Linked DNA regions of Homo sapiens: region 1 is linked to region 2. Evidence: chromatin loops called from intact Hi-C (ENCODE). Cell type or tissue: OCI-LY7. All regions are shown on one strand. Links, peaks and the distances in the headings refer to the core of each region. The heading gives the core; the rest is flanking DNA. Region 1 has its middle 35 kb from the start of COMMD2. Region 2 has its middle 9.1 kb from the start of HPS3.

Region 1 (2,923 bases), core at 123-2,622, 600 kb before region 2:
TAAAAAGGAAGAAAATTCAGGCCAGGCATGGTGCCTCACATCTGTAATCCCAGCCCTATGGGAGGCCAAGTCAGGCAGATCACTTGAGGTCAGGAGTTCAAGACCAGCCTGGCCAACATAGTGAAATCCCATCTCTACCAAAAATACAAAAATTAGCCAGGCGTGGTGACAAGCACCAGTAATCCCAGCTCCTCAGGAGGCTGAGGCAGGAGAACCGCTTGAACCTGGGAGGCAGACGTTGCACTGAACCGAGATCATACCACTGCACTCCAGCCTGGGCAACAGAATGAGACCCTGCCACAAGAAAAAAAAAATGAAGAAGAAGAAGAAAGAAAATTCTGAGGCATGCTACAACATGGATGAACCTTGAGGACATTAGGCTAAGTGAAATAAGCCAGTCACAAAACAACAAATACTATATGATCCCACTTTTATGAAGTACTTAAAGTAGTCAAAATCATAGAGACAGAAAGTAGAATGATGGTTGCCAGGGGTAGCAGGAAGGGAGCAATGAGTTGTTGTTTAACGGGCATAGAGTTTCAATTTTGCAAGATGAAAAGAGATCTGGAGATGGATGCTGGTGATGTTTGCACAACCATATGAATATACTGAATGCCACTCAGCTGTGCACTTAAAAATGATTAAGATAGTAAATTTTGTTACATATATTTTACCATAATAAACTTTGGGTAAAAAATTAAAATGAAAAGAACCAAAGTGAGATAGCAGAGGACCCTGTGAGCTGTTGAGCCTGTGTGAACAGAGACTAGTGGCCCTCATGGCATGTGGCTGAATGAGTGGTTGGTAACGATCTCCTGCTTTCTACTATCTGTTTCCTTTTCTTCCTCAGTTTTTTTCTTAATCTGCTTCCTTGAGAAAACAATCCTGCTTCTTTGAGATACAAAATTCCAAGTTTGATGTGGTGATTATGGGGAAAAAAAGAACGTAAGGTCACAATGAGAAGATGGGACACTATGGAAGGCCCTTTAATTTTCTAATAGTCACATAGACTTTAAAAAATAGTCTCTGGGGTCTGGTAACTTGGTAATGTCATTGAGTTATTATAAAAGAGTAAGCAATTTTATAATATATTTGTTTAGGGATATAATTTTGTATAATTTCCCTTGTTCACTTATTTTTCAGTATAAATCAGCCTTGATGATATGATCATTTCTATTTTTTTCTAAAATTAGAATAATAATAATACCTGTTTTATTAATGGTGATATAAAATCTAGGAGAAAAACATGAATGAATACTCACAAGTATTTACTACTTGTGAGTAGTAGAAAACATGTGAATACTAACAAGCTACCATAGTCTTGTTCCTGAATTTCCATAAGAGAGACCTTCCAAATGTATGAATTTTTATGTCTATATCTTAAGCCAAGAATATCCTTCTTCACTATACCCACCCTACACCTAATCAGGAAATTTTCAAAGTCTTTCAACATATTTCATATTCACAAATTGCTTATGTTGGATCATCACCCTTGTCCTTCACTTCTTGGGCACCAGAGGGCATACATCTTAAATCTCACTTTCTCAGAGACACAAATCCTTTTTCCCTCCACTGCAGGATTTTCTCCTCTGGATTTGCTCTGGCACCTCGAAGAAGCTTAGGGGAACAGTTCAGCTTTGCTCTTCCTGATAATTAGTGGCTTTCCTGATGGTGTGGTTCAACACACCCACCAGAGACGGAAGGTAATGATTACTCAGGAGACCTGCTTCCTTTATCAATCTGCACAATCAAAAGAATTGTCCTTGAAAATAGTCTTTGTAGACCATTAGTTCATAATCTTTTTTGTTTGTTTGTTTGTTTTGCTAACTTTTCATTGTTTTTAGGCTGAAGATAGCCTAAAATTGTATTCATTACTTTAGCCTTCGAAGCTTATAAAGTGAGATAATAGAAGTGAAACTGCTTTCGAACGGGAAAGAAGCACCATATAATTGCAAAGTAGAATTACCTTTAGGAGAAATGTTAACCAGACAAGGCCAGTCTGTCACCCACTGGGGAGTCGCACAATCTCAGCTCGCTGCAGCCTCAACCTCCCCAGCTCAAGCAATCCTCCCACGTCAGCCCCCAGATAGCTGGGACTACAGGCATGTGCCACCTAAGTTTTTTATTTTTTATAGAGACAGGGTTCACCCTATGTTGCCCAGTCTGGTCTCGAACTCTGGGCTCAAGTAACCCGCCCACCTCAGCTTCCCAAAGTGCAAGGATTAGAGGTATGAGCTGCTATGCTTGGCCCATAATTTTTGATTCTTGTGACTGTATGCCCACATTTTTTTTCTTATGATTTCTCTGTAGATCTGTCCTTATAAAAATTTTTATTTTCTAAACTTGTTAATTCTTCTGGACATATCCTAAACTACACATTTAGAGCCACCCAAGTAGCCATCCATCCACTTATGAAATAATATGAGTATTAAGAAATCTAGAAATTAAATTTAAAAAATAAAATATGACTTTTTGTTTGTTTACTATTAAAAAACAGGTCTCAACAATCAATAAGTAAATGATTCTAAGAGAAAATGTTAAAATATAATTTTTTTTTCCCTAATACCAGATAAGAATATTTTTATTTTCCTTTGGGCCATCCCTCAATCACAGTATATTCAGAGTAGTTTTCAAATTTTGTAGGATTGTTTTTATCTTTCTGTGGCTTTGACAAGTATCAAGTATGGGTAGATTTAGTTGAAAAGGTAAGTAGGCCACAGAGCATCAGAACAATTTCTTTATTTTATTTTATTATTTTTTTTTGAGATGGAGTCTCCCTTTGTCACCCAGGCTGTAGTGCAGTGGTGTGATCTCGGCTCACTGCACCCTCTGCCTTCCAGGTTCCAGCAATTCTCCTGCCCAGCCTTCTGAGTAGCTGGGATTACAGCTGTGTGCCACCATGCCTGGCTAATTTTTGAATTTT
Region 2 (2,923 bases), core at 213-2,712:
TCATTAAAATTGAACATTTCTGTTTCTTGAAAGACACTGCTAAGGGAATGAAAAGACAAGACCAGAAGAAAATATTTGCTTGTTTCCAGAAATACATAGAACTGTCTTTAAACACTACAATGGAAAAAAAATTTTAAATGGGCAAAGGATTTAAACATATTTCACTAAAGAAGATACATAGTGGCAAATCAGTACACGAAAGGATGGATGCTCAGCATCATTAATTATTTAAGAAATGCAAGTCAACAACACCATTAGAAACCACTACAAACTTATAATGACTAAAATGAAAAGGACTAACTATCTTAAGTGTAGATGAGTATGGGGAGCAACTGGAGCTCTCATACACTACTGGTAGGTATCCAAAAGGTACAACAACTTGTAAAAACTATTTGGTAGTTTATTACAACATTAAACATATACCATACACCTACCACATGATCCAACCATTCCATCTCCTAGGTATTTACCCAAGAGAAGTAAAAACATTTGTCTTTAAGAAGACTTGTGAACACATATTCATAGGAGCTTTATGTGTAATAGTCAAAAACCAGAAACAACCCAAATGTTCATCAACAGATGAATGGATAAACAAATTGTGTTTTATCCCTACGATGAAATACTACTCAGCAATAAAAAGGAATGAACTATTGATATACACAACAACATAAATGGATCCCAAAATAATTATGCTGAGTGAAAGAAGCCAGACAAAAAAATAGTTCATCCCATATAATTCCATTTATATGAAATTCTAGAAAATATAAACTAATCTATAGTAACAGAAAGCAGTAGTCTGCCTGGGTCCGAATGGGGGACAGAGGTGTGAGAGAGGGGGAGAGATTACAAAAGAGCACAAATAAACTTTTGGGAGTGATGGATATGTTCAGTATCTTGATTTTGGTGATGGGTTTATAGGTATATGCATATGTTGAACATTACATGCATATACCTATAAGGATAAATTTATATACTTAAAATATGTAGAATTTTTTTAAAAGACCACAAGACACATGACTAAGAAAATTATTCCAAATTATACTGCTACTTAAAGGTAAAGCTCACTATATGTACCTAACTACATAGTAGATACTTAATAAATATTTGTTCAAGAATTTAAAATATGAGAGAGCGGGAGAAAGAGATAGTGCCACTTGCCTACTCAGAACATCCCAGTGGCTTCCCATGATACTGAGATTAAAGGTAAAATTTCTTAGGTTGACCTGTGAGGCCCTGTGTTATCTGGCCTGTGTCTCTCTCCAACCTCCAACCAAGCTTTCCTACCACTATCTTTCATTGCATCCTTGACACAGAACCCCTCTTAGAATTTCTAGACACAGAAGTCAGTATTTTTTAAAGATTCCAATTTGCAACAAAGTTTAGGAACCGCTGAGTTTATAGACCCCTTTTTTCTGTGCTTAGAGCACTGACTATATCGAAGCCCTTACTCTAAGGTGCTGTTTCACTTTTCTAACTAATGTGTATAAAAATATGTAAGTATGTCCTCAAGTTCTAAACAGACTAAATAGCTCTTCAGACGAATACTGTTAGTCAATAGCGACATCTGGAGGTCTGATGAGAACCTAAACAAATAATCTAATTTTCTTGGTGTAGGACCACTCTTAACACAGGAAAAAGGTGCCAATGACCACTCCCCTCCCCAAAACACCCCTCCCCTACATACACATATCATACAGAAGGCGAAACGGAGACCCAGAGAGTAATTGATAGCTGTGGAACTGGAACCTGACTGGTCCACCTACCTCCACTTCCTCTCAAGGGCATCCTCCCCCAGAGTGGCCTCATCTTCACATCTTCCCATTATAAGGAACACCACCATTCACTAATAGCTTCCAGGGGTTTTTTTCTAGCTCCCAAGCATGACCCTGGTTGATGCCTGCAACTGCCAAACACAGCTGCATGACTAACCTTAGCCAGAGTATCTGGATAGTAATGGTGGTTCCTCTCCTATATACCCTAGGATTTTGATTTCCCCCCTGGTAGAAGGAAAAAGTTGCACTGTTGGGTAGGAAAATCTGATGGATGGGGACAAAATATAGGCTGATTTTTCTGGTTAAGGATAATGGTTCCCATTTAACAAATTAGAGGACTAAGGCCCAATGAAGGTAATTGCCAAGACCACTTATCTCCACACGTTCTTTCTCTCTGTCCTGAATCCAAGGGCCTTCATACCAAGTGGGGAAACTGAGACCCAAGTACAGAACTATGCTTTCCAGGTAGGCTTCTGAAAGCCCCTGGCTGACTTGTAGCACTAACACTAATGGGACACCAGAGGTGTGACATTCTCTATATGAAGTAACAACGGATGATGCCAGAGTCCAAAGGAAAAGTAGTCTGAAAGAAGCTAGGATATCAGAGTTGGAGGGCAGAGGCTGAAGATTCAGGCTGGTGGGAAGGGATCTTTGAACCTAGACTGGGAGAAATAGTTCCTGAAGCAGGAACTGAGTGGAATTTGAGGACTGAAGATCCAGGAGCAAGAGAAAAGGGAAGGCTGGGGCCCTATATAGGTGTCCTCCCTAGAGACAGAGAACAGCCAGTGGCTGCACTGCTCCTACCTTATTTTGTGTAGCAGGTGCCTAAGGTGTGGCTCCCAGGGCACTGGGACCCCTAAAGAACAAGAAACGTTTCAAGCCAGTGTGAGCAGGCAAAGACTTGGGGGATAGATAGGGTCTCCTATCCCTTTCTATTCACCTGCCTCTGCTTGACACAGGAGAATCCAGCAGCTGCAGTGGAGAGTCCTACCTTTTCCACTCCATCCAAAGTCTCAATTTTTGGAACTTTATTGACACCATGAGGTGCCAAACTGTCAAGTCTAAGAGAGGCTTCGCAGACACCTTCGCCAGGAGAAAGCCGGCGGGGGCTGCCTTGGTTCCCTCGGCAAAGGGAAAGATATGGATTAATT

Evidence for each region. Peaks named below come from ENCODE experiments on the same cell type or tissue, not always from the same donor. Only the 100,000 strongest peaks of a DNase experiment are listed, where the experiment ranks them.
Region 1: a loop joins it to region 2, with 11 times the contacts of the local background. A loop is called at or near these places in 6 of 110 quality-filtered maps.

What each region holds. Positions count from the first base shown.
Region 1 is chr3:149,716,222-149,719,144 of GRCh38, reverse strand. It overlaps a transcript of WWTR1 not described here. Among named protein-coding and RNA genes, the nearest start is that of COMMD2, 35 kb to the left of the region's middle. In OCI-LY7, for the core only: CTCF peaks have their summits at 1,306 and 1,508 (motif pointing right); a DNase peak (open chromatin) is centred at 1,514.
Region 2 is chr3:149,119,113-149,122,035 of GRCh38, reverse strand. No RefSeq gene overlaps it. Among named protein-coding and RNA genes, the nearest start is that of HPS3, 9.1 kb to the left of the region's middle. In OCI-LY7, for the core only: CTCF peaks have their summits at 1,369 and 1,569 (motif pointing left); a DNase peak (open chromatin) is centred at 1,565.